7 separate regions of the Mus musculus genome follow, and regions 1, 2, 3, 4, 5 and 6 are each linked to region 7. Evidence: chromatin loops called from intact Hi-C (ENCODE). Cell type or tissue: heart. All regions are shown on one strand.

The links. Hi-C counts contacts between places; a loop is a spot of excess contacts. Peaks named below come from ENCODE experiments on the same cell type or tissue, not always from the same donor. Only the 100,000 strongest peaks of a DNase experiment are listed, where the experiment ranks them.
Region 1: a loop joins it to region 7, with 2.8 times the contacts of the local background. A loop is called at or near these places in 2 of 42 quality-filtered maps.
Region 2: it touches region 7 in a loop (9-fold over the local background); 34 of 42 quality-filtered maps call a loop at or near these places.
Region 3: a loop joins it to region 7, with 4 times the contacts of the local background. A loop is called at or near these places in 12 of 42 quality-filtered maps.
Region 4: a loop joins it to region 7, with 5 times the contacts of the local background. A loop is called at or near these places in 13 of 42 quality-filtered maps.
Region 5: a loop joins it to region 7, with 2.6 times the contacts of the local background. A loop is called at or near these places in 3 of 42 quality-filtered maps.
Region 6: a loop joins it to region 7, with 2.1 times the contacts of the local background. A loop is called at or near these places in 2 of 42 quality-filtered maps.

The regions. Positions count from the first base shown.
Region 1 is chr14:62,172,450-62,176,449 of GRCm38, reverse strand. No RefSeq gene overlaps it. Among named protein-coding and RNA genes, the nearest start is that of Gm35419, 3.4 kb to the right of the region's middle. In heart, a CTCF peak has its summit at 2,474; a DNase peak (open chromatin) is centred at 2,389; H3K27ac peaks cover 1,609 bases.
Region 2 is chr14:61,569,446-61,573,445 of GRCm38, reverse strand. No RefSeq gene overlaps it. Among named protein-coding and RNA genes, the nearest start is that of Spryd7, 15 kb to the right of the region's middle. In heart, a CTCF peak has its summit at 1,900 (motif pointing left); a DNase peak (open chromatin) is centred at 1,885.
Region 3 is chr14:62,045,873-62,049,872 of GRCm38, reverse strand. No RefSeq gene overlaps it. Among named protein-coding and RNA genes, the nearest start is that of Gm35307, 13 kb to the right of the region's middle. In heart, no CTCF peak of the experiment used is centred here; no DNase peak of the experiment used is centred here.
Region 4 is chr14:61,340,476-61,344,475 of GRCm38, reverse strand. It overlaps Ebpl (emopamil binding protein-like), which reads left to right. Exons shown (of 4, transcript NM_026598.3): 3 at 2,250-2,388; 4 at 3,072-4,000. The coding sequence ends at 3,312. Gm25716 (a small nuclear RNA gene) reads left to right here and starts at 1,409; the gene lies at 1,409-1,512. In heart, no CTCF peak of the experiment used is centred here; no DNase peak of the experiment used is centred here.
Region 5 is chr14:62,350,316-62,354,315 of GRCm38, reverse strand. Rnaseh2b (ribonuclease H2, subunit B) reads right to left here. Exons shown (of 11, transcript NM_026001.3): 4 at 3,840-3,916; 5 at 679-793. Among named protein-coding and RNA genes, the nearest start is that of Rnaseh2b, 20 kb to the right of the region's middle. In heart, no CTCF peak of the experiment used is centred here; no DNase peak of the experiment used is centred here.
Region 6 is chr14:62,368,643-62,372,642 of GRCm38, reverse strand. It overlaps Rnaseh2b (ribonuclease H2, subunit B), which reads right to left. Exons shown (of 11, transcript NM_026001.3): 10 at 2,091-2,171; 11 at 1-283. The coding sequence ends at 170. Among named protein-coding and RNA genes, the nearest start is that of Gm46457, 8.5 kb to the left of the region's middle. In heart, no CTCF peak of the experiment used is centred here; a DNase peak (open chromatin) is centred at 1,582; H3K27ac peaks cover 382 bases.
Region 7 is chr14:62,455,503-62,459,502 of GRCm38, reverse strand. It overlaps Gucy1b2 (guanylate cyclase 1, soluble, beta 2), which reads left to right and starts at 3,214. Exons shown (of 17, transcript NM_172810.3): 1 at 3,214-3,427. The coding sequence starts at 3,305. Gm41172 (a long non-coding RNA gene) reads right to left here and starts at 3,036. Exons shown (of 3, transcript XR_874685.1): 1 at 2,946-3,036; 2 at 1,797-1,875; 3 at 323-505. In heart, a CTCF peak has its summit at 1,832 (motif pointing right); DNase peaks (open chromatin) are centred at 1,962 and 2,962.

The DNA.
Region 1 (4,000 bases), 280 kb after region 7:
AGCATTAAACACACCAGGAAGTCCAAATAAGAAATGGAAATGCCTCCTGCATCCATGGTTATACAAGTGACATGAGATACATCATGGAAACCAAGTTGTCTGACCTATCTGACACGCTTTGTGAAACCACCATCTCCACAGTCTTTGACACGTCTTTGCATTATTTATCCCCGTGGAGGTGGCATATAGGACAACTTGAGGAAGTCAGTGTTTTCCTTCCACTACGAGGGTTCTAGGGACTGAACTCAGGTTACTGAGTTTGGTAACACGGACCTTTATCCATGGAGACTTCTCCAGGTTTTTAATTTTAAATCTAATTTTCACCTTGCTATCCTGAAATGGATTTGAGTGGCAACAGCAAAAGCCCCTGGCTGCTGAGCCACCTCACTAGCTCTGCTTTCTGTAGTCTCGGTAAGGAGGTTAAAACTGGACTGGATGGCAGCATGCAGCCCTCTGCGTCTTTCTCATTTTAAAAACAATTCCAAACGATCTATAAAATGAAAAGTCACTATTTCTTTCTAAGTCTAACACCTTCATAGTCTACAGAGGTCTGTCGTTGCTGAGGTGTGAGCAGACCTCACTGCTGTGAAACAGGCCAGGCACTGTACTCTCTGCAGGCCCTCGTCACCTCAGAAGCTCACTGAAACGTCTTGACTTGCCTCCTCTGCTCAGTTAGTTTCCACAAATTATTGGGGGGGGGGGAGCCACTGCTGAGTGGAGCTGGGTATGAAGGTGGAGATCTGCCAGCTAGTACACCATCAAGGCTTCCCAGGAAGCTAGCGTGATTCTGAAAGAGCCACTGCTCTCCAGACCACACCACCGACTCCCCACATCAGACAGTCTGCCATGAGGAAGTCAGACGAGACCTTCAGAGAAGCTATTCAAAGGGGAGGGACCGGCTGGCTTCATAGTTTGCTACTGCTCAGTGGCTTCAAAGGCCAACGGTCTCCCTTCACATGATTCGGGAGACAAATGGCCTTTCTTGTCTCTGTAATGTCTGGTCCAGAAGTCTTGTTTTTCATCCTCTGCCTCCTGGGGGTGGGGTGGGGGGGGGAAGGGAGTTTAATTAGACAAAATTATCGTCAGTGAATATCCACTCCCCCCTTTTATTGGCCAAATGACCTCTTCTTAAAATATGTTTGGTGTTCTTTTCTGAACTGAGAATCATCCACCCACAGGGTTATCTGTTCCATATTTTCATCAGAAAGTCAAGGAGGTTTGGCAGTGGAACAGTAAGGTCGGCTCCATTATCTAATTTTGTCTGAGATACTTGGCTTACCAGTGGGGAAGGTGGATGGCTGGGAATCTGTAGGGGAAGCTGTAGCCTTTCTCTCTCTCTTGGGAATCTGTGGTGGGAACGGCAGAGCCTCCAAGGAGCCCCAAGGCTTTCCCTGGGGCCAGAACAGAGAAAGCTGCTGCTCTGGGCCTTTTCTTGGATGCACATAAAAGAGGTCAAAGGAAATTATAACAAAGCTTCTTTAAAAAAAAGCTAGACACTTTGATGTAATGCATTAATTCAAAGGAATGGCAAAAACATACACAAACTGGCGGGGGGGGGGGGAGAAATTCTTGTGAATATTTTTTGATCAAGTCAGGATTACTGATATTAAAGTAAATAGTGACTGGTTTTGGTATTCGGTCTGTATTTTAAATCAGTCAGTGAATACAAATATCTAAAAGCTGGCATGTGACGCTATCCCAACCCTCACAGCAGGAAGCATTAGTTCAGAGCAGTAGGGAAAATGCATATTTGAGTCCTTTAGTGACTTGTGACTGCAGAGAGCCACATCTAGCAATCAGGCAGATAGATAATGTCATCTGGGGTCATTGTGATGCCTTGTAGAATCTTTGGACAAGCTGCTTTGAGATGAGATTACTTTTGTAGAAGTACAATCCCTTTGCACTCGGTTTTGTTGACAAACAGATCAAGCAGCTGACAGAGAAGTGGCAGCGCAATGTGTTTCTTCGAAGCAGATGCTGCACTTTAGCCAAGAAAGAAAGAAAGAAAGAAAGAAAAAATCGATTCATCAGCTTGTACGTGCACATCACGAAGCGCTTAATCAGAAAGTCATGTGGGACTTTCTTTGCCATGATCATGAGACCTGGGGTTCTCAAGGGAAATGTTCCAACACGAGAAAGAAAATACACAGCCCAGAAAGCCCATGTTTTCAATTTGCTGCCGCACGGTTTAAATGATCTAAATAGGCAGCTTAATGTAGGGAGAAGGGGTCATTCAAGGTGAGAAAAATCATGTTTAATACCCCCAGCTCACGTTGGGTTGATTGTACTTTTGAAATGCGAATGACCTCAGCTGACAGCGTTCCTCTTGATAAGAGGATCCCCTGTCTGTTTCTAAATCTGTCATCTGCCAGTGACAATGGAAGCATGTCTCAGCTCCTGGCACCAGGCCCAGCTCCTCTGGGCATCATGCAGAATTCGGGGTTTGTTGGTTACTTTCTCTGTATATTGCCAATGTGCTTGCCTCCTCTAGGTGCCACCCTTTCTGTTTCCCATATGTATGCTGCATCACTACAGAGAAAAACTCGACGGCGAGGGTGTGGACTGCATCTTTCCTGGGGAACCTGCTTCAGTTTTCTCTCTATGTGGGATGGGGGGGGGGGAGGGTAGAGTTCTACAGAAACCACAGTCCTCCGATGGAAAGGGTTGCAAAGTTGAGCACTTACTTGATGCTTGCCAGCACTACAGGCAATAGAAAAGAAGTCTGGTTAAAGGCTTGTTTTGATATTCAGTTTATTTTTAGTTCTATGTTTGGGTATGTTTGGGTATACACAACATACATGTGTGTACAGGTGCTCTTGGAGACTTTGGATCCTGGGAGCTGGAGTCACAGGCTATAGTGAGTTGCTTGATGTGTGTGCTTGAAACTGCCCTTGGGTTCTCTGTAAGAGCAGTGTGTGCTCTTAAGGGCTGAGCCATCTCTCTAGCCCAAACAGTATTTATGCTTTAGAAATGCAGCATGGACTATTTTAGATGAAATTATGTAATGCCTGTAAGAAAGACTGTGGATTTATAGTTGTTGAAAATAGTTGATAGGTACAAAGGGGTCTATTAGATTAGTGTGTTTATTTTTGTGCATAGTTTATAGTCTCTATAATACACAACTTAAAAGATGGCAGGAAAGGGAGCCTTATCCTCAAATACACAAGCCCCAGTGAGGCCAGAGATGCAGCCCTTCAGACAGTAGCCAGCAGGCAGCAGGCAGCACTGCTCAGAGCTCTCTGGTGTTTGACCTCACAGTGTGGTGTCGTGTCCCTTACAGTTCTCTGTCTGTCAGACTGCTGGGATGCACCCTCTCCTTGAATTCTTCTCCCACTGACTGGGAGTCCAGTCAGGATCTGCAGAGTTCCAGCTTCACAAAACTCAAATGCCCCGAGTCACTTCTCCAAGGCCCCTAAGTCATTTTCCAAGGCCCTTAAACACAGATAGTGCATTCTCTCATAAGTCTGACTTGGGCTGTACACATGTTTCAATTTCCACCTAGTTTTATTTTCAGCCAGATCCCTATGGCCAGCAATGGCTGGAGGTCTTTCTCTTGCTGATCCTAAAGTGGCCTTTTTTCTTCCTGTGCCTCTTTCTATCCCTTTAGTTGCCCTGTGCCACGCCCCCCCCGCCCCCGCCCCCGCCCCCGGCATACTCCCCTGTGTCTTGAAAACAGTTCCCTGTTCTGTGTGATCATTTTGACTCTTGGACTCTAATCTCTATTCTGAAGCAAGTTAGGCTGAAGTACGCAGAGACAATAGTTCCAGCCTTTGGTTACCTCATGCCTAACTTAGATGCACAAGGCTCTCTGTCTGCTGTGGAACAGCAGCTGGGATTTCAGGATCAGACAGCAAACATCTCAACCTTCATCCGAGAATTGTACGCTGCACAGTGGTCAGAACTTCTGAGAAATGTTCTTAGTCCCCTTACTCATCTTTCTCCTCTGCTGGGCTGAGACTTCTCTGCAAAGCCACCAGAGGCAGGGTTCCTTGAAGGACAA
Region 2 (4,000 bases), 890 kb after region 7:
GGCTCCAGGGAGTCAGAGTCCTAACAAGATTTTATCACAGCCCTCAGTGGATTCCTGGACATCCCAGGAATGCCAGGTCAGGGCGTAGGGCCTTCTCTCTCTGGCAGATTTTCCAACCTGTCCTAGCCTCACCTCCCTGCTCCTGCGTCCCAAAGAATTCTGGGTCATTTTTTTTCAGGAACCCTCTTTAACTGGTTGTTTCTAGCTCCTTTTTCAGGCTGAAAGGCTTGCAACTCATCTCTTGACACTAACATTTTTTTTTCTTTCTTTTTTTTTTTTTAAGATTTATTTATTATATGTAAGTACATATCTTCAAACACAAGAAGAGACCAGGCGGTGGTGGCGCACGCCTTTAGTTCCAGCACTTGGGAGGCAGAGGCAGGCAGATTTCTGAGTTCTAGGCCAGCCTGGTCTACAAAGTGAGTTCCAGGACAGCCAGGGCTATACAGAGAAACCCTGTCTTGATAAACCGAAAAAAAAAATCACAAGAGAGCATCAGATCTCATTAGGATGGCTGTGAGCCACCATGTGGTTACTGGGATTTGAACTCAGGACCTTTGGAAGAGCAGTCAGTGCCCTTAACCTCTGAGCCATCTCTCCAGCCCTACACTAGCATTTCTTTAAGGGCTGAGTTTTGGGTTTTTTGTTGTTGTTGTTGGGTTTTTTTGTTTTGTTTTGTTTTCTGTGTTTTTTTCCCAAGTAGGGCCTCTAATACCGACCAACTCATGGCCTCTGTGGCCCATCTCTGAGTTACTTCAGTCTGCCTAGGAGATCCTTGGAGCTGACCCTCCAGACTCTGTGGCCCAAGTCCTAGGATGTGTGCTCTTGTTGGCCTCTCATGGGCTGAATCCCCCTTCCCATAGGCGACTCTAATCTCAAACACTCCCTATACCATATATTCACAGCCTGGTCCCAACCTTCCTGCTGTCACCCATGCTGCTTTAGTGATATTCTGTCTTTGAGTCACTTCTGCTCCTTTAAGTCACCCCTCACTGATATTCCTGTAAGTAACATCAATAAACTAAGTAGTTCACCAAGTTGGACTTTGTCTGTCGTGAACTCCCTCTCTGAGGTGAGCAGACTTGTGTTGCAGCTCCCCAGGGTGTCTTGTCACATAACACAGCTTCACAAAGATGAACTCATGTCACCTTGAAATTAATCCGCTGCAGCAGGTAATTATTAACCTCTTTTATAGATGGGAAGGAGACAAAGGCACAGAGGGTTTAAGACAAATGGAACTGTAGCCCAGGCAGTTTGAATGCTTTGAAACCATACAGTGGGCTGTACTGTTTGTCTAAACAGCAGTTCTCAACCTGTGAGTTGCAACTCCTTTGACAAACCTCTATCTCCAGTGATATTTACTTTATAACTCCTAGCAGTGGCAAAGTTATTGTTATGATGTAGTAATGGAAATAATTTTATGGTTGGGTCACCATAACATGAGGAACTGTATTAAGAGGGTCCCAGTGTTAGGAAGGTTGAGAACTGCTGGTCTAGAAGAAACTGAACATTACACATTGAATTGTATGACATTCACACACAAAAGCGTACTGGTGCTAGAACACAGGTCCTAAATATTTCTATTCAAATGCTCGAATATAGTGAAACAGCGGTGGGAACTCTCTCCTGCTGGCAACCTCTCCCACCGTGAGTGCATGCCTAAAGCTCACTTCAGAGAGCAGCTGATTTTTTTTTTCCAGCCACATCCTTTCTAGCTTAAAGGACCAGCTCCATAAACCCCCATTTACTCTGTGAGATGAAAAGGCTCACCAATGAATGTCAAAATCTTTCCAATTTAAAAAGTAAAATCTTCAAGAACTGACTCGGGTGGAGTTGACAAAATCTATCTCAGGAAGGTCCTCTGCCACCAGTGCAAGTGCGCCCTCTGCCGGCAATGTGAACACACTTGGCCAACAAGAAGCCTGGCTTTACAGAGCAAAAAAATTTGCATTTTGCCTTCAAACAGTGATTTATTTATCACTCCCAGAACAAGGAAGGCAGAAGGCTTAGGGCTGAGCATACAAAGAGAAATGAAAGTTCCCCAGCCCTAAAAGATATCATGGTGGGGCACGTCCAATCCAACTATTATGCCACTTGAGGTCGGGCTAGTGATGAGAGATGTCTGGCAGAACAAAGCTATAAAGGCTCATGAAGACTCAACTGGAGTCAGCTTGGCATTTTAAACTTGGCATTAATCTCTTTTACACAGGAAAAGGGATACCAGTACTGTTCTTCCCAGGGAGCTAGACCTCTGTCTGTAGTTAACATAGCAATTAGAGATTTCCTTAGCTACCTGAGGAGCCACCATACAAAGACCAGAAACAATCAAGGAATACCACGTCCCAACTAGATGCTTAGAACTGAACTCAGGTCTCCTGCAAGAACAGTGTGTGCTCTTAACCACTGAGCCATCTCTCCAGCCCCCAATAAAGCTAAATTTAAGATTAAAAAAAAAAAAAAAGGTTCTGTCTGCCAAATAGCTTCATTCTGTAGAACCAATGTTCCCATAGAACTAAGGGAATCAGCGGTACCGGCCACTGGGTTAAACCAGAGGCTCCATGGTAGTATGGACAGAACCGAGTCACCATACACACGTGGGGCCTGATCTAGCCAAACACTCAAACATTAACACTCAGTGTTTTTCTGCTCATCTAAGTGACATCATACTTCTAGGTATCTTTCCAACATTTTAATGGAAACTTGAAAATGTAAGTCAGGCTCAACCAAGCACACATATCATTCCTGCACTGGGATCCGGAACTCAGGGTACGTAGGCCAGTCTGGACCACAGTAGATCAGAGCCAACAAACAGAAAATTACAGGCAACGTGGAAGGGATTCAACTATGCACACCATCTAATCTATCAACATGTAGCTCTTCTTGAATTATGGTATCTATTAATTTCCCTCTGAATTTGTCAAGTCATATTATTTTTATACATTAAAAAGTAAATTATAGTCATCAGCAGAGATTTCCCTGAATAATTAAGTTGATGTGTTATCAATTAGAGCAGGTGTTGCTAGTCATTTCTTCCAAAATTCTATTGACATATATCTAAGTGCGTAACTCTTTTTTTTTTAAAGATTTATTTATTATATAAGTACACTGTAGCTGTCCTCAGACACACCAGAAGAGGGCATCAATCTCATTACAGATAGTTATGAGCCACCATGTGGTTTCTGGGAATTGAACTCAGGACCTCTGAAAGAGCAGTCAGTGCTCTCAACCGCTGAGCCATCTCTCCAGCCGTAGTGTGTAACTCTTGAGTGTAAATTTTCAAGTTGTAATAAATGCCTGTATCTGTACCCCAATTCCTACTAAGATACCGAATGGTATTACTGTGACATCAGAAAGTCCCCATACTTTTATTCATTCATCCATCCGTTCATTTTGTCAGTGCTACAGAGCAAACCTAGAGCTGGTGAGGCAAGAGTTCTTTCACAGAACCACAAGCCAGCCCCTTCATAACTTTTTTTTTTTTTAAATATTTTTTTAAAGATTTATTTATTTATTATATGTAAGTACACTGTAGCTGTCTTCAGACACACCAGAAGAGGGCATCAGATCTTGTTACAGATGGTTGTGAGCCACCATGTGGTTGCTGGGATTTGAACTCCGGACCTTTGGAAGAGTAGTCGGGTGCTCTTACCCACTGAGCCATCTCACCAGCCCGCCCCCTTCATAACTTTTAAGAAGATATGTTTTTGAGTGAGAGGAGGATGACAAATGTTTTGAAGTTTCAATGGGTTTGGAGGGCAGCTGTAAACGTGTAGGGGAATTTACAGTTAGTGTTACATTAGAGGTGAACAGAGCTGTAGGAGCACTGACTTAAGAAATAACCTGAAGTCACTAGAGCAAAACTGTTTGTTGTTCTCAAAGTTCAGAGTGTCTCAGATGACAGAAAAGACAAACATGAGCAGGCAGCTCTAGCCAAGCCCTCCCTCCCTCTCACAGCCTCTACTGACCAGCTCTCAGAAGAAACTTCTTTGCTCCCATCATC
Region 3 (4,000 bases), 410 kb after region 7:
TTGTTTATCTCTGCAAGTGCCAGGGTGCCAAGCTACCTGACCTATGATCTTCCAAGGATTCTCTTGTCTCTACTTCCCATCTTGAGGTAAGGGCACTATGATTATAGGTCTACACTACTGCATCCTTCGTTCCATAGGTCCTGGGATCTGAACTTAGGGCCTCATGCTATTAAAGATAATGTTTTACACTGAGCCTTCTCTCCAGTCCTGTTTGATCAGGCTTCTCTTGAACTTTCAGTTCTTGCTGGGATTATAAGCATGACACACCATCCCTGACTACAGAAAACTGCAGCCCAGGCTAGACCGTGGCTTGTTCCTCCTCATCGAATTATGATTACCAGGAAGTTTCACCGCAGCCAGCCAGGCTCTATATCTTAAAGTGACCTCATAGAACCCTCCACAGGTCTGCTCAGAGGGAATGTTAATTTGAACTCCTTAATAACATGATACATTAGCATGAGCTATTTTTTAATATTATTATTTTTATTAGGTATTTTGTTCATTTACGTTTCCAATGCTATCCCAAAAGTCCCCCATACCCTCCCCCTCCCACTCCCCTACCCACCCACTCTCACTTCTTGGCCCTGGTGTTCCCCTGTACTGAGGCAGATAAAGTTTGCAAGACCAATGGGCCTCTCTTTCCACTGATGGCCAACTAGGCCATCTTCTGATACATATGCAGCTAGAGACACGAGCTCCGGGGGTACTGGTTAGTTCATATTGATGTTCCACCTATAGGGTTGCAGATCTCTTTGGCTCCTTGGGTACTTTCTCTAGCTCCTCCATTGGGGGCCCTGTGATCCATCCCATAATCAGCCTCCAAACACTGACACCATTGCATACACTAGCAAGATTTTGCTGAAAGGACCCTGATATAGCTGTCTCTTATGAGGCTATGCCGGGGCCTAGCAAACACAGAAGTGGATGCTCACAGTCAGCTATTGGATGGGACACAGGGCCCCCAATGGAGCTATTTTTTTGAACTACAACAATTCTCCTTTCCTAGCAATTCTTTTCTTTCTCAGTTTTGCCCTTTCTTACTGACAATCATCCCAGCTAAGCTGCATAAACCATTCCACTCAAATCCTACATACTATGAATTTCTATCATAGGGAATTTTAGGGCTTAGCTCCCACACACTATAGCCAGGGAATCTTAGGGCTCTTTCGAAGTTTAAATGAGAACAAAATGAAAATCTCTTGGATTGGTGCACATAGTGAAGGAGCCATAATCATTAGTTTCATTATTGTGATTATTTTTAAATACATCACTACTGGTTGTAGTATTGCCTCGCGTTACGAAGATCCTTGAGTTTTTAAGAGTGAAGTGACTTTGTGTACTAATCCCTCAACCATGCCAATGGGCTTCTGCTAGTAAAAAACCAATGAACACTACTCTGAAAAATTTAATGTTAGATTTTTTTTCCTATGAAATTGCTGTATATTTTGAGCAATCCAGGTACCACCATTACCTTCCAAAGCTACAGGCTATTCAGCTAAATATAAATTTTAGATGAACAAAATTTCATCAGAGTATATGTATTGTTCATGCAAACACTAAAGTTGTTGTTTATATGAAATTCAGTTTATGCAGTTGACTTGAATTTTATTTTGCTAGCCCTGAATTCCTTTCAAAGCCTTGGCCTCTTGGTCACAGACACAGTAGCTATCTTGAATATGGTGACTTCAATTGTTCACCCGAATAGACAATGGCTGACATTAAAAAAAAAATTCTTGTAGGTGTGTTTCTGAGAGCATTTCCATAAAGGGTCAAGGAGACCCATCCTGAGTGGACAGCACCATTCAACATATTAGGGGTGGTACCCAGGTGGAATAAAAGAGGAGTAAGAAGGAGGACAACTAATGTGCATCTTCCCTCTTTCTGCTTCCTGACCACACACTCCTGCCACCATGATAGTCTGCCTCACTTCACACCCAAAGCAATGGGTTCCAACTGTCCAGAGGCTGAAAGCTTGGAAATCCATGACCTGAAACAAAACCTTCTCCTTTAAGTTCATTTCTCTTACTTATATGCCAGTGACAAAAATATTAGTCAGTGTTTCCATAACCTCACAAAACACTTGCTAAAAGACACTTATCAATAAAAGGTTAATATTCTGCAGCTACCTTCACTGGGCAGGGGAAGGGGATACAGCAAATCCTATTTTCTCCTAGAAGTTTGCATTATACATTAAATGCCACTAAAATCTTGGGGGTGGGGTGGGGCGGTTAATTTTGTTTATCTGTGTTCACAATGTCTGTGTACAGAAACTATCCCTTTTTATCTATTAAAACCCTTTCTGAGACTTACATGCTGTCTGCAAAGAAATACTTCAAATTCAAAAGTATTGAAAGCTGAATAAAAAGGACTGGAAAAGACCCTCAATGCAAACTTTACTTATAGTAAATTTTACCCATAGTAAACTTAAAGATTAAAAAAAAAGTAAAAATTTTATGACAAATCACCAGAGAACATTTAGAAGATAATCCAAGTTTTAAAAGGTATACAATATTAAAATAAAGGCTAATTCTTCAACAACCATGACATTTATTAACACATGTAGTTAATAACAGAATCCCAAACCATAAACCCAAACCAGCCCTGAAGTGGGACATTTTAACATTGATTACTAATAGCTGGTGATTTTAATATCTGATTTCAATAACAGACAGATAAACTGGCCAGAAGGCAAACAAGAAAACAAACACTTGAATAAACTATAAAGCTAAGCGACCCTACCAGGTATTTGTAGAGCACATATGTAACACATGTAAAACACATGTAATAGCACAGCATGTTCTTAAATGCACATTGGGTGTTATCCAGGGTGCACCATATATTAGGCTAAAATACTGTGGAGTTTTTATTATTCTACAGTTATTTATCGCTGTGTGTCTGCTTTTGTGTCAAAGTGTGTGTGTAAATCAGAGCACACTTGAAAAAGCTGATCATCTAAGGTTAAAAATAACAAAATTATATCACATGTGTTCTCCAACCACAATGGAATGACATTAGTAATCAACAGCAAGAGGATACTTAAAAAAAAATCACAAATATGTGAAAATTCAGCAACACAATCTTAAATAATGAGTGAATCAAAGGAGAAATCACAGGGTAAGTCAGATATGCCATGAGATGAGTGAAAATAAAACATCAAAGGCTGGGGTGAATTTCAGGGGCAAAGTATTTGCTGAGCACAAAAGAATCAGAGTTCAATGCCCATTCAGAGAAAAAGAGAGAAAGAGGAAGAGACAGAGGCAAAGAGACAGAGACAGACAGACAGACAGACAGACACAGAAACAGAGACAGACAGAGAGATAAAGAGACAGAGACACAGAAACACACAGCCACAGAGACACATAGAGAGACAGAGACAGAGACACAGAGACATACAGAAAGAGAAAGAGACACAAAGACATACAGAGACAGACATACAGAGAAATAAAGAGACAGAGACACAGAGATAGAAACAGTCACAGAGACACACACAGAAACAGAGACACAGAGACAGAAAGAGGGATAGATACAGACAGAGACAGAGAGAGGGAGGGAGGTGTACACAAAATACCAGAACATTTATGGAGGATAATAGTAAGAAATGACTGTAAAAATATCCTTTTGGAAATTACATCAATTTTGAAAAAGATCTTAAATAAAAATAAGTAAATTTTATACTAGAAAACACACACACTCACATAAAACTGAACACAAATTCAATTAATAAAAAACAGAATCAGCGGGGGAGTGGTGACACACGCCTTTAATCTCAGCACTTGGGAGGCAGAGACAGGAGGATTTCTGGGTTTGAGGCCAGCCTGGTCTACAGAGTGAGTTCCAGGACAGCCAGGGATACAAAGAGAAACCCTGTCTCGGGAAAAAACAAAAAACAAACAAACAAACAAAAAATTCAGAATGAAAAAAATAATGAATGATAAAGGAAAATAGAGGAAGCGGGGACGATAGGGACAGTCAGTGACAGTGAAACTGAGTCTTTACACAG
Region 4 (4,000 bases), 1.1 Mb after region 7:
TGACTAGCCTTCAGAAAACAGTAGGTTTGGAGGCGAGTGCTTGACTAGCCTTCAGAAAACAGTAGGTTTGGTCCCCAGATCAAACCAGAGTAGTGGCACTAAAAACAATAAGTAAATTTAAAACTTACTCGCCTTGACATGCAGTAAACCTGGAGGGCGCCCGGTATTTCCATAGAGAAGAGTTTCTAGCCATCAGCCCTCTTGATTATGGAGATCAGACACTGTGCTTGTTCCGGTGGAGTGGGCTGTAGAGTTGTCTGATGAGTCCGAGTCCTTCGAGTTCTCTTAGGGGATCCGCCTCACCCCTCCCTGTTCCTACCAAGCCCACCGGTAGGTACGGTGCTGGGGTTTACTGTCTTCCCAGATGCAGCCTTCATGGGTCCCGGCTTAGTGCAGTGGCCTCCTCCCTGAGCTGGGGTTGATGTCACAGTGGCAGGTCCAGAGAGTCAGGCACCTTCCTGACAGCAGGGTGAGGAGGGTGAAGAATCATCAGGGCGTCTTCCTGGGTCTCATTTTTTAATCTAAGCATCACTTTTGTCCTTCCTAGTGTGAGCCGCTTTCAGACAGACCTTATGGCCTCGTGGCTACATTCTCAAGGCCCAGCAGAGACAGCCCCCATAAGACCAAAAAAAAAAAAAAATACATGTTAGATAAGGGGCTGGACCGATGCCTCAGCGATTAAGGGTACTGGCTGCTCTTCCACAGGATCTGGGTCAATTTTTAACCCCCACGTAGTGGCTCACAACCATCTATAGTCCAGTCCCGTGGGATCCACACCATCTTCTGGCCACCACCAGGTACCAGGCATGCACAGGGTGTGCACACATACATGCAGGCCCAACACCCAGACACATAAAATATATATAACCATCAAAAAGAATGGATAGAGAAGTGGTTTGGGGTTTCTGTTTGTAATGTCTAAGCATTCACGAATCTCTTCCCTCCTAAAGCATTGACATTTTATGAAAATGATCTTCCTAGATTTTGGATACCGCGATTGGTTTGTTTTACCTCTTATTTATACATTTATATTTAGGGATTTTTTCTTTTCAATACTGCCTGGCTTTCTACTTGCTACAGTTATTTCTGAACATGGCAGATGGCTTGCCAAAATCTAATGGTGTGTGTGGCCTTACATGGTGACTCCTCACCTGTGTGGCCCGTCCCTTAAAATAGCCTTTCTTGAAAGACCTTAGTCACTAGTCCCAAGGCATCCTGTCTCTGGCCACGATTAGATGAGAGCTCCCGACTGCTCTGATCAGTCAGACATCAGAGCTCATGTCTAACCAGTTATACCTTCTCAGCGTCACATGCGGGCATGCCTGAAGGGAGAGAGGTCCCTCTTTTACTTTCAACATTTGAGTTCGAGATCAGCTTCTACGACTTTTACCATTTAAAAATTAATCAGGTGCTCACTTTGGCAGCACATACACTAAAATAGGAACCATGCAGAGATTAGCCTGGCCACTGTTCAATGATCATGTGTAAATTCATGAAGCATTCCATGAAAGTTAACAAAATAAATAGGGGTTGAAGTGGCAACTCATAGTTAAGGGCACTTGGTCTTCTTACAGAAGACCTGAGTTCAGTCCCCAGCAGTCATACTGGGCAGTTCACAATCACCTATGACTCAGTTCCAGTATACCAAGCGCCTTGTATAAAAACCAACTCCAAATGGAGCAAGAACCTTCCTTAAGTCCTGAAATGCTAAACTGCCAGAGAGAGCTGTAGGGAAAACAACCTCAGGATAAAGACACGAGCAAGGGTTTTCTGAACAGACATCCAACAACACAGGAAATAATAGCGAGAACTGGCAAATGGGATTGTGTGAAGTTTAAATATTTCTACTGTGAGAGAGTGAGGAGAGGAGAGAAGGAAAGAAGGAAAGCTAATCTGCACCAGCCATACCTCCCGCACAGAGTAATAACTAGAATCTATAAAGAACTCAAAAGAGTAAGTATCAGAATCAAAGCACCCAGTCAATCAATCAATGGGCAAATACCGTGTCTCTGTGAATCTAGATGACAAGCTAGATATTGCAGGAACGCAGAACGTTGCTGCTTAGAGGAGGAAAGAGAGCCACAGAAAGGGGGACCAGAGAGGGCGGTGGGGCAGTGAGCATGGGCAGAGCACACTCATGTGCTTGTCTGCAACTGTCATGATGCCGCCCATTAGTCTGCACACTGCCTAAAAACCTAACAAGAGACGTTTGCCAGTTGAGAGACTAAGCGTGGGTGTTCTGTCTTCAGGGAAAGAGTATGGCAAGGCTGACACAAGATGGCTGTATTCTGATCCCACCGTTGTGTCTTTGGAAATCCTGACTGTTGTCCTAGATGGGCTCCTGGCGTTGGTCCTCATTTATGCCATAGTCAAGGAGAAATATTACAGGTAAGTCCGATCCCGTACAGCTAATGTCCAGGGGGACATTAGCTGCCCAAGTGACATTTGGATGAAGTTGCAAGCACATTTGTCCACAAGACAAAGCTTTACATAAGACTTAAGACAAGATTTATCGTGAAATCTCAGCTAGGAAAGAGTGCTCCCAGCTTCTGAGACCTTTTCTCCACCACTTTTAAGAGGATTAGCAGTAACAATGAACTTTTCTTGGTTCCTTTGCTATTATTTTGGCCCCATGACTACAATTGCAGACACGTTACAAATTTACATATGTGTTGTCTCAAACAATGGTTGACTGTGAGTCGGGCACAAGAAATGAAGCCCCTTTATCAGCAAATTTCATTTACTCTCCATGGTACCTTTTGAGGAAGGATTGTTGTCACCTTTTGCAACAGGTGAAACTGACTGGTGACAAGAGCCATACCCAGGTCTCTTTGAAGGTCCGAGGTGACCTCACTAGGTCCTCTTGAGAACAGTGCAGGGGACAGAGCAGTGTTGCTTCCCCAAGGAAAGATAGCGCCTTCACTGTCTAAGCTGACATGGCCCATCAAAGAGGCACCACGCCGGAGCCTACAAACTTCTGTTGTAAGACTGTTGGTGCTGCTCTAGAGAAAAGCTGCTGTAACTCCGAGTTCCAAGCTGTGCCTGTTTCATCTCATGTCTCCTCCCCGCAGGCACTTTGTACAGATTGTCCTGTGCGTGTGTGAGCTCTATGGCTGCTGGATGACCTTCTTCCCCGAGTGGCTCGTCGGAAGCCCCAGCCTCAACACCAGCAGCTGGCTCTACCTCTGGGTCTATTTGGTGTTTTTTAATGGCCTGTGGGTTCTGATCCCAGGCCTGCTGCTGTGGCAGTCATGGGTAGAACTGAAGAAGAGAGATTCCCAAGAGGCTAATTTAGCGAAGAAGCATAAATAAGTTCTCAGGGCAACCCATTCTGACGATCTGCTTTCCGAGTCAGAATTGACCAGACATTCCGATCTGTGCTCCTTTTTTACAGTGTTTTGAAGCGGCCATTACAGATGGGCTGGAAGGGGGCAAACTTGGCTGTTTGTTTTTGGTTCTTTGATTAAATGATGATATGAAGAGAACTTGGGGTGTGACTTAGTAGTGTTGTGCTTGTCTAGCATTCACAAGGCCCTGAATTGTTCCCTTAACACGACTAGGGGGTGCTGAGTACGTTCTCACCTGTCACAGATCATATTTAATGAGACGCTCAGTCATGGCTGGCAGGCTAGTTATGCCGTGTTAATAAGTGAGTGTCAAAGATACTGTAAGGAGTAGCATCAATGTTTACTCCAAAAAAAAAAAACCCAAAAAACAACAAAAATCAAAACCCTTTTTGCTTCAGCTTTTATTCTTCTCTGTGGTCTCGGGGTTAGTGACGGAAACCAAAAGCAAAAGGAGTTGGTTCTGTGTTATGCCTACAAACTTCAAATTGCTTCAAATTTGTGTGCCCAACAGAGAACGATAGTGGTAATCTGGAGTAGTGGCGTCCAGGTGTACTTGGGAAGCTGAGGCCGGTGGGGGGCTTGAGGCTCCTTGGGGCGATATTGTAATATTCATTTGAAAGAAAGAGGCAGAGGAGGGAGACTCGATGTAAGGG
Region 5 (4,000 bases), 110 kb after region 7:
CACATGATCATCTCAACAAATGCAGAAAGGGCCTCTGACAAATCCAACATCTTTTTATGAAGAATAAAGAAGAATTTAGAGAAGGAATATACTTCAGTATAGCAAAGGTCATGCATGGAAGATGACAGCCAGTATTACACTAAATGGGGTAACCTCAAAGTATTTCCCCTAAAACTGGGAATGAGGTAAGGTGTCTGGTAAGGGTGTCTGCTCTCTCCACTCTTACTCAATACAGTACTCGAAGTCTCAAAGAGCATGAGACACTTGAATGGAATTGTTTATGAAGCCCATCACTACACGCACCAACGTGCACATCGCTCATTTCCTACTTTCAGAACACCTGTGACTAGGACCTATAACTATCTCCCAGCCTGCTCCTCTGGTCTACATTCTGTCTCCTGGTGTATGTCTCCTGGGCTAGGCTGAGGCCCAGAGTCATTCTTGACTCACCCTCATGCGAACACCACTGCCTCACCAGATGCAGATTGTCCTACACCAAAACAGCTGGTCCCCTCTAGCTCCACCCCCATGCTCAGCTCCCCTGCTCTTCCAAGTCCACAACTGGCTAACCACCTTAGCTTCTCCAGAATATCCTCCGTCCCTTAACTCTCCCTACTGAAAAGCTCACAGACAGATCCGCACGGCCACAGCCTGATTTCAAAGGCTTGTACACCATACCTTTTTCCTCTGTCACATGCCGAAGTGACTTTTCAAGCTCAGGAAATCTCAGCAGCAAGGTGCAATCTGGAAACGTGTCATCGACCACGACTTGGTCCAAGGGCTGATACTTCCCCTGAAAGGGACATCTGAGTCAGTCAGGTGGCCAACGGCTGAGCCACAGAGCTTTCACACAAAAAGAAGAGGGAAACAAAGAAGCACTCCACAGGAAATCTTTATATTAGAACCTGAGCTCCTCATTCCACTGAGGGAGCCTCTAAACTGCGACAGGCTCAAGGGTCGAGCCTGAGCTCATCTTGTGAGGAGGGCACTCTAAAGAGCAAGCTAGCTCCTTCGAGGGCACAGTCCCTGTGTGAAAAGAAAATCCCAGGAAAAAAAGAGAGAAACAGGACAGAAAAGATGGTGGGGACCATCTGAGGATGGTCCAGCTATTCCACATAAAAAAAGAGCCAGCTGAGGACTCAAGGCACAAGTTCCACTGTCACACAGGCCTAGAAGGAGCCCAGCCCAGGCCCAGAATATACATCTGTTTCCCTGTCTTCACTCCAGGACTGAATAATAATAATAATAATAATAATAATAATAAAAGTCCTCTATTCCAAAAAGAAAAATTCCCAAAGTGGATCCATTCCTCCGAGAGCCATCAGATGAGGCTTCCAAATTAGACAGAAATAAAGGAAAAGGCAGCTGAGACATAAGTAAAAAGAAGACACAGGCAGGCTAAGACAGGCCAGACAGACAAGCTGTCATAGCCTGGCTGTTAGGAGTGAGCCATGCAGACATTCTCAGGTGCAGTTTCTCTTAACATCACTAATGGCAGGGGAAGGCGTATCTGATGAAGACAGTCTGATTAGGGAGCCAGGCTTAGGAGTAGATTCACTGTCTGCCCAGGTCCTGCTCTGCATCTCTGCTTCTGAGACTGAACTCCTAGAGACAGACAGTGTGACTGATCGATTTTCTCTGGTTTTCAAGGTGAATCCTGTCATTTCTTTCACAGTACACGTGATAACTTGCTATATTTTTCCATTAGGCTAGAAGGCCAGAAATGCCTGACTGAAATGCTCTTCCATCTAGCCCAGGCTCCCCAGTGTTGCATTCTTTAGGTTTCTATTTTAAAGTTTTGTTTCCCATGATCAACCAGTATTTTTATACTTCGCTGTTTTAAATAATACTGACATGAATGGCACTATAGTCTCGATAGAAGTTTCATTATTGTTATTATATTTTTATTTTCTTTGCTACATGTCCACAAAAGAGCAAAACAAGAAATATGTTTTAAATATAAAGTTAATAAGAGTTGGTGTGAAAGGCTGTGCTTAAAAAGAACAAGTCAAATTTAAAAGTGGGAACAAAATTTTAATAACTAAATTAGACACGACGCCATCTAAATGTAGGGAAGAAACATTAGGCACCCAAGTGTTACACATCCAGGACTTAAGAAGAAAAGGCACAGGGGCTCTGGATGGCAACGTTTCTGCTTCACTCTGCATCTGTCACCTTGAATTTAGTAGCTCCTAGAAGGCCAGACTGAGGAGCACTGAAACCGGGTCTTGCTCTTAACAGGAGATGAGGAGGCAGTGCCCTGTACTAAGCTGAGGTGCGCGTCTCCCTGTTAGTTTCCCCTAGAGAACATCCGCCTTGTGCACAAGCTGACTCCTCCCTCAGCTTCCTGGCAATAGTCTCTGTGGCTCAGAGGCATGAGTGGTAATAGCCTCACTACCGTGTGTGGATCCCAGTGTACTGACCGTCATGGCAGCTCTCAGGTAAGAGCAAAGGGAGGAGCAGAAAGTGTACAGATCAAAGCAGGAAGAAGGCGAGCTTTGTGACTGTCAGTGTTTATAACAAAGTCGGTTAGCCTATAAAATAAATTTTAAGAATTCGGTTTAAAGACCAAATACAATGAACCAGAAGCGTTTACTGTATAAGTAAATATGAAAGTCCAAGAAATAGATAGTTCTATCTAAGCAGTTCAACCAATACTCATTAAAGTTGTGAACTCAAAGATTTTAAGCTGACTGAGCTGATTTTTAAGAACTTGAGTGCTCCCAGTTCTCCTTTAAGAGAACTCCAAGCTCAAATCTATATTCATAGTAATTCTAAAAGGCTACCTGCATTCCCATGAGGTTGGCATGATGCTGGTAACCGAAATGATGTTTAGCAAGATGGGGCTCCTTAGCTGGTGGTGTTGAGGCAGGGACACCAAAGCACCCCAGCTTTTACCATATTCTTACAGCTTTTAAATTGCCAGTTTCACTTAAGATATCCTGGCTTTGGGGGATGGTGGGAGCTAGAAAGACGGCTCAGAGGTCAAGGACATTTGATGATCTTGCAGAGGATCTGGATTCAGCTCCCAGAACCATCTGGGAGCTAACAGTTGCCCGTAGCTCCAGTTCCCAGAGCAGTGATGCTCTCTTCTGGCATCCATGGGTACCAGGCACACATACATATAAAAGATATCTTCTTAAACATGCACAAACCAAAACCAAAACCAAAACCAAAACCAAAACCAAAACCAAAACCAAAACCAAAGCCAAAACCAAAACCAAAACCAAAACCAACCAACTAAACAAGTAAAAAACCTGATATCCCTGCTCAGGTACTAAAAGCAATGGATTTTATTCAAATCTGGAGCCTGAATGCAGTGTCTTCAGGGCTCCCTGTGAGGGAAGTGCACTCACCCAGTTTCTGCTGTTGTACACCTCTGGGCACAGACACCATCACGGAAAGCCTGAGACTGAGCGCTGAGAGAAAGGAGTGCTTTTGCTCTGGGTCCTCACGTCCCAACCACACACACCTAAGCTCCCCATTAGTCGGCATTTATTAGGCAGAACCCAGTTTACCTATTTCTCAGACACTCACCCACGGGGGAAATCTTCCCTTCCTAGCTGAATTCTTAACATTCACAGCTAAGCACTTAGTGCTAGGTTTTCATTGCTATGCATGGCTACCACTGTGGTACAGAGTGGCAAGCTAGGCCACTGAAGTCACAGTAACTTGATCAGACTTGATCACCATCAAGGTGCTGCTTCTCCAGGGAGGGAAGGGCACTCCGACCCTCATTGCTACATGTGGGGCACCTGTTCTAACAACTGAAGTGCACCTTGAAAAAGAGAAGCAGTGTCTCTGTGCTCCCCTTCAGACACCCGCCATGGGAAGCTCACCTCTTTGCCAGCCTTTAGGAGATAGTGAAGGAGCAGGAACAATGGATCCATGGGTGTGGCAAAGTGGAGAAGGCCCCCTGCAGGAGAGAAGGAACAAAGAGAAGTTGTATGCCTTACAAGGACCGCTTGGTCACCTTACCCATCAGAGTGAACTGAATGTG
Region 6 (4,000 bases), 87 kb after region 7:
CAGACACAAAGTCACAGCGCAGCAAGTGTCTGCAGGATGCGAAAGTACCTTGATTCTCAGCGTAGTGACTTAGGGTCTGGGAGGTCGGGGCAGCGGCAAGAAGAGACAAGACAGAATAGGCAAGAGGCAAGTTTCTGTTTCTGCTTCACTGGATTTTATTTTCGATGCTTCAAATCTTTCCAGTTTTTTTATTTTTTGCACCAAAAAAGGCATCGATACTTTTCATTCCACTTTTGTCAACTTTAGCCAAAGCCTTCTGAGCTGCAGTCATTTTGCTATTTTTCTGTTAATAAAAATAAAGAGAGACTTACAATATTTGTAAACTATCGTACATGCAAATCACACAAGCCTGAATCTTGGTTCAATGAGCACGTGAGTGGCAGAGCTCAAACAACCCTGCTGCCCACTCAGGATCCAGATGTGATAGTGGGGTGCAGAGGAAAGCATACCCAACTCCGAGGAGCTGCATGCTCCAAGGATGGTTCCCTCTGGGAATCATTTTGAGGGTGCATTAAATGCAACAACCATACAGACACGGCAGCAATGGTGGCATCCCACCTGTGTCAGCCATCCAGTGATGAACAGACACGGCAGCAATGGTGGCATACCACCTGTGTCAGCCATCCAGTGATGAACAGACACGGCAGCAATGGTGGCATCCCACCTGTGTCAGCCATCCAGTGATGAACAGACACGGCAGCAATGGCGGCATCCCACCTGTGTCAGTCATCCAGTGATGAACAGACACGGCAGCAATGGTGGCATCCCACCTGTGTCAGCCATCCAATGATGAATAATTCACAATGACTTTGTGAATCAGTCTGTGAATTCACAGAATGCTGGGAGAAAGAGCTATTTAGGCAAAACTTACATTGGAATTTCTTCTGTTATCAAAGCCCAAGGAATAAAATTGAACAAAACAAAGCAAACAAAACAACACAACAACAACAAAAATGATATAAGGATTATGCATTGATAAAATCTAAATGGGAGTTAATGTTTCTTGGGATGGGCAAGCATGAAGAAAAAATGGGGAAACTGTACAGAAATGTAAACTATATATCTAAACTTAGGAAAAAAAATAATTACAACTGTTAAAAAAAAAAAAACAAGCAAAATGGCTAAAAATATGCTGGAAATTTTCTTGTACCCTGAATGTGTCATGAAAAGAGTTACTAGCCTTTATCTGGAATACATTCTCACAAACAGAAAAGCATTGCTTTCACAACACAGAGACAAGCAAGGGTCCCAACTGACAGTTTGTACAAATGCAAAGAGACAATGGGCAACCTGGAAAAACAGACCTTTCTAGTTAAGGGAATGTCTCACCTGACAAACAAAAATTTCAAAAATAAAAGTAGCACTCAGGGCAGGCACGGATGCAGGAAGGACACTCGCTGGCAGCATCTGGGAGTTAGTTTCCTTGCCTTTCTGGAAAGTATTTTAGCTGTCTATTTCAATTGCCTGAAACTCTGAACTCTGAGTCTTTTTCACCGTGGGTAATAAAGTGGTCAGAGCAGATAAACAAACCTTGGTCACTAACCGGAATGTCCAAATACAGGAAGTGATAAAATTACATGACTGTGTGCCATGTCCCACCCCCATGTAGTGAGGGAGGGTTAGTGGTACACACTTATGTAATGCTAAATGAAAGGGCAGAGCCAAGACCTAGGTTATAAATGCATCACGTGACTCAGGATACGTGTAACAAAACCCAGCAAGAAAAGTTACTCAGCAGACACTGCAGGAGAACGCTGAATGGCGGGACTGGGAAGTTTTTTATTTACTCTAATTTCTGAGAATCTTCTTGGCAGGAGTATTGAAAAAAAATTGAAGTTGCTTCCCTCTCATCCACTGTTCTATGGACACAGGGTAAGATTCAGGCCCAGTCTGTCTGACAGGGCTTTCTTAGATTGGCACAATCTAACATGTTCACTATTGTGAACTATTCTCAATGAATTATGCTGCTAGAAATGCAAGTTGATCACTTTTCCTGGTCAGACGTGTAAGTGCAGTCAACAGTGCAGCCATCCTTGGGGACACACTGCCACTGGAGTTGCCAGCATGCCACCACACCTGGACACACATACCTTGCCGGTCTTCAAGTCTTTAGTGTTAAACTTAGTGTAATCTTCTTTGGCTTCTACAGGCTCATCTGATAACTTTAGTTTCTGCAATGTTAGAGCATTGAAGCGTATCAGACCCCATTCTCTCACCATCCTTTCAAACAAACATATCCCTGGGACCCATACTTTACAAACTCCTTTACAGTTGACAAGCACTTCAAGAACTAAGCCACATGTCTCTTCCAAGATGCAGCCTTGGTGATGACTGGCCACACTTGAGTAGGTACGCGACATGGCTCCAGCAGCTCTTCAATGATATAAACCCACTTTGTATGTATCAGGCACGGTGGGCTTCTAAGCAGTTACAGACTAGGTGGGTACAGTTGAGGGGGCTAAATAAAAGGCACAGAAGTTGGAGACAAAAGGCCCTGTTGGGGCTCTGTGCCAAGCGTAACCCATTCTCTCCAGCCCTGGCCTGCTCTGATGGCCACTACTGAACATGGGCAGCATTATTCTGTCACCAGCTTTGCACAGCTTCCTGCCTTGCTTTCTCCTTTCCACTCATCCACACAGAAACCATACACAGCAGGCATTGCAGGACAGGGAACCTAAACAAACTCCCAAGTGAAAACACAGGATGTGGAGTTAGATCTCAAGGAAAAGCGAAAGCAGAAAGAAACCTAACCAAAGGACATTTACTCATGTGCACGTGTAGGCTTGTGCATGCCACAGCACACATGGGAAAGACCAAGGACAACTTGAGGACCTTGGCTCTCTGCTTTTATTACATAGATCCCAAAGATCAAACTCAGGGCTGGCAGCAAGTGTCCTTATTCCCTGAGCCCTCTTGCTGCCCTGCCTCATCTCTCTTTTTAAAGTGACATTTACATACATATGTACATACATATGTATGTGTGTGTGTCTATGTGTGTGTTAATCTCAGTCTTCATACACACATCCTGTCCATTAGACCCAGTGCAGTAAACCTTCACATATTCTCACCATTCACAAGGTCCTTTTGCACCTATGCATATGAGACTTCTGTGACCAGTTGGGCTGTGCCCTTAATATCAGGTGACCACAGTGTAGAAAGGAAGTCCCACCACAGTCTACACGGAGACAGCACAGAAGGGTGGATGGGCCTTGCTGCTGTGTAGAGGGCAGACTGCATGGTAGTCACGACTTGGATTTACACAGACCTTTAGCTCTTCTAGAAAACCAGATACATACACAGCAGCAGAGGTGCCTTGAGAGTGCAGACCCAACCCACTCTCTCCTTCACAGCCCCCAGGACACAAGATAAAGTCACACGGAATTGCTGAGATTCCTCGCTTGCCATAAGAAACAGAAAGAGGGGTTTTCTTGGCTACAGAGAAATCTCTAGCAAAGGGATTGTCAAAAGCAAAGGTAGGTGTACTGTGCAAAACTGACCTACCAGCTGCATGCCAGGTATGGAGGCAAATGCCTGCAGTCCTGACACTTTGGAGGCGAGGCAAATGGACTGCCATGAGTTCAAGGTCAACCTAGAGTACCGAGTGAGCTTCAGTCCAGCTTCAACTATTGAATCAAACTCTGTCTCAAATGATAAAAGAATACAGCTTCCCTCCAGGTATGGTACAGAGGTATACATGAACCACAAAGGCCTTCAGCCAAAAGAGCTTGGGTACACCTCACCAGTTGCTACCCAGCTGACAGCTGGCAATATTAAAATTGAACATGAAGTCATGAAGGTGTTTGTGTCCCTTCTCTATGGCAAGTGTTTATTTCTCATTGAATCAGGGTGGGTGTCCAGGTGCTCAGAGACCTTGCAGAGACTAAGAACATGTCAGAGATGACTCTAGATTAGGACTGTCCTTCACCTTAACCAAAGAAACTTCTCTTTAAAGTAATCGAGGTTAATGTAGACTCATGGTGCCGAATCAAGGTTCTGCGTG
Region 7 (4,000 bases):
GGAAAAGAGAGGGATTCGGGCTAAGGCTGTGTGATGGTTTGTATATCCTTGGACCAGGGAGTGGCACCATCTGGAGGTATGGCCTTGTTGGAATAGGTGTGACCTGGTTGGAATGGCTGTGTCACTGTGAGTGTGGGTATAAGATCCTCACCCTAGTTGTCTGGAAGTCAGTCTTCCACTAGCAGCCTTTGGATGAAGACGTAGAACTCTCAGCTCCTCCTGCACCATGCCTGCCTGGATGCTGCCGTGCTCCCACCTTGATGATAATGGACTGAACCTCTGAACCTGTAAGCAGCCCCAATTAAATGTTGCTTTTTATAAGACTTGCCTTGGTCATGGTGTCTGTTCACAGAAATAAAACCCTAACTAAGACAGGCTGTATTGCGCATGCTCTGTGCCGGAGGCTGTGAGGCAGGATCGAAGCAACTCAGAGCTTAAATTCATTCATGAGACGCGAATGCCGAGCAGAGTGATCAGAGATGCCCGACACGGACTGCGGTGAATCCTGGAGCAGAAGAGCAAGATGGATGTGAGAGATGAATGAAAAGCAAGCAGTTAGCATTGTGGGTGTGCTGAGGACACGTAAGGTCTTATTTATCCCAAATATGAAGCTAGTATAATCATGATACTTTACTATTGTTGTTGTTATTACAATTATTATCATTACGATCTCCTAATAGTTTAGATTATGACTTTGAACCATTATGCCTAGCTCTGTTATTTTCAATTAAAATACGTATGTGTTTATACATACATGTGTGTGTGTGTGTGCATGAGTTTATGTGGACCTTGTGTCTGCAGGTGCCTAGGGAGGCAGAGGACACCGGATCCCCCTGGAGCTGGGGATAGAAATAGTTGTGAGCCACCTAATGTAGCTGCTAGCTCTAAAACCTGGTTCCTATGCTAGGACAGTGAGTGGAGGCATCCCTCTAGCCTCTCTCCCCCTTTTATAGACAGCCTCATTATGTAGCTGATAGGTGTAGAATGCAATGCACAGAGTAGGTTGGCCTAGAACTCAGAGAGATCCTGCCTCTGCCTTAAAGATGTGGTTAAAGATGTGTGCCAACATGCCTGGCATCATTGGCCTCGCTGTCTGCCTGAGATAAGACCCAGGCTGGACTCAGACTCTCTGTTCTGTAATGATGCTGGAACGTCAGTGCACCTCACATGCACAGCTGTAACGTTCTAACTTAGAGTGCTGAGGTGATAATTAGATGATCACTGCCTGTCAGAGTGCAGGGCCCATAGTCATCATTAGCTGGTTATAATGAAGGCATATTAATTATCACCTAGGCTATTCATTTTGTCACACACTTAAAACAGTAGTGGAAGAAACTTTCTAAGAATGCTTTTCTAAGCGCTGCTGGAAGAAGAATGATTTAAGAAAATCACTTTCAGGAAGACACTGTGATGAAAATACCCCACCCCACCCCCAAAGTCACAGGCCTGTCCCCTCCCGGACCGCCACCTCCCTGTCTGTAGATGATGCTCCTGGATCTAGCTCCCGATGTAGAATCAGGTCTGAGCAGAAGCAGGAGTCCTCACAGCAGCAGCTGAGGCACAGTGGGCGTGGTCACTATTGCAGCTAACATTTTTCAGGTTTTCAAAGCATCTGCATTCAAGTGCCAACCAGTTGTTTGCAAAGTACAGTGTGACCTGTTTGCAATCAGGTCACCTGATTTCTTCTTTATCAAGTAAATCAGATTCAATTAAACTCGAAAGAGACTGAATTTGGTCTCAAATGAGCCCCTGCACATCACAATGCTTTTAGATTTATGAACATCAATCGCCCTTACCTTACTAGGATCTGTAGGTATACATAACTTTGGCCACACGATGGCGCTTCGCGTCCAACAATTCCTGGTCGGCCACCGACTGAAATTTTAAAAAGCAAGTTGAAGAGAGGATGAGGTAGAGCAGGTTCACGCCGCCTGGAGGCGAGCTGGGCTCGTGGGTGAACGTCCTCACTGTGGAAAAAGCCTATGTTTTTTCTGGCTTTCTGGATCCCAAGCGAAGGCGCTGATGCGAAATGAAAGGAGTAAGTGCCCAAGTCCCGGTCCACATGCAAATCAAAACTCCATCTTCCAGTGTACCTGATTGAGAGAGCTTTTATCTATCTATCTATCTATCTATCTATCTATCTATCTATCTACCATCTATCCATCCATCCATCCATCTCATTTATTTTTGAAAGAGTCAAGTATTATTGACTTTCCTAGAAAAGGGATATCACTTGATTCACTAAGCTGCTGCAGTGTGGCAGCTACAAGAAAACCTCTGGTTTCTCTGCACCACTGTTTTGTCTTTCGAGGGAGTTAATGGTAAGAGGACCAACTTTACAGGGTCACAGTAAGGAGGAAAGGAAATTACGTAGAATCTAATGACATTGCTCACACCCACTGGTGAAAACCCAGCAGTTTTGTGTGATTTATCCTAAACCAGGAGGAATGTGCGGGACCCAGTACTGCGCAGCGTGTGGTTAAAAGCAAATGATTTCCGTAGCTGTTGTGATGGGTCTAAAGCACGGCTGTCCGCTGTGGCTGTTTAGGGGGATGGACTGTCTTCTGGGATTGGCTCCTCTGACTTTTGCATGCTGAATTAATAACTATTGAGATAGGTCTGGAAGAAATGTGGAGCCTTTGTTTCAGACTGTATTTATCATTATCATCATTATTAATAATTATTGTTTGTTTCTGAGAACGGGTCTTACTGCCTTGAGCTCCCCATTCCCCTGCCTCAGCTGTCCTAGAGATTACAAGCACCAATCACAACGCTGCTCTCCCGACACTCTTGTTTCATTTTGTTTTGTTTTTAAAGACAGGGTCTTGCCCTGTTGCTCAGTCTACTATGGAGAACAGTTTCCCTCCCCAGTGTTCCAAATGGCAAGGCCAATAGCCAGTCCCATGGTGACTGGCTGGAAAGCCTGGCTTTTACCCCAGCCTTACCTTTAGCCCACTTATCCCCACTTAGCCACCTGTCAGTGAGATGTTAGCCACGCCAGGGGAGTCAATCAGATAGCGTACAATGCTACACAGATGCAAAGGGAAAACAGTCAGTCAAACCAGAGAAGGGTGGGACTTCTCCGCCCGCGCAGATCCTTGCCCCTGCGAGATGCCTTGTCCAGCATTGCTTCCTTAACCAATAGCTAAAGCTTATTTAAGCATGTGGTATCCTCTAAACAATGAAAGCTTGTTTCTCATCGCACAGGATGCTAAGTCTGTCTTGCTGGGTCAGCTTACATGTAATCAGAAGTGTGTGTGTGTGTGATGAGGTTGTATTTACAAACACCTGTCTAATTGAAAGGATGGTGATGTCTGAAGTGTTGTGTGCTGAGTATACGCTAAAAGTTAAAATGTCAGACACAGCAGACGGTGTGCTGTATGAGCCTCTGCGAGCGGAGTTTAGGAGCAAGCGAACCCATCTACAGGTACAGTGAGGAGCGCAGTGGGAGAGGTTGGGGGTGGCTGAATAGGGGCACCAAGGGAACTTGCTGGACAATGCAGACACTCCATTTATATCTGGGTATGAGTTATGCTAGCATATATGTTTGCCGTAATTTGTGAGACTATTCACTTCAGAGCAACAAAGGAAGTCACAAACAAACAAAACAACAAAACAAAATAATAAAACCCTCTCAACCCCCCAAAAAGCCAAAAAACTGGTCTCTCAAAACAATGATCCCAGAATATACAGGGAAGCCCGTGATGTCATGGGAACGGAGGGGTGTCTTCCCATACAGTAACAAGTCCTCCCCAGCTGCTAATGCATCTGAAAAACCTACGAGATGCCAGCTAATCTTGCAGACAGCTTCGAAAGCCAGGGACAGCCTTCCTCATGCACACGCTGTCTGTGTCTTTTCAAATGTTTACAGAGTATTTACAAAGAGTAGTCCTTTGGGTGGCAGTTGTAATTAGGGAAACTGGCAGAGAAAATTAACACATACCATAAAAGAGGGATAATTAGTCCTCTGCCATATACAATATTATTATCAAAAGGCATT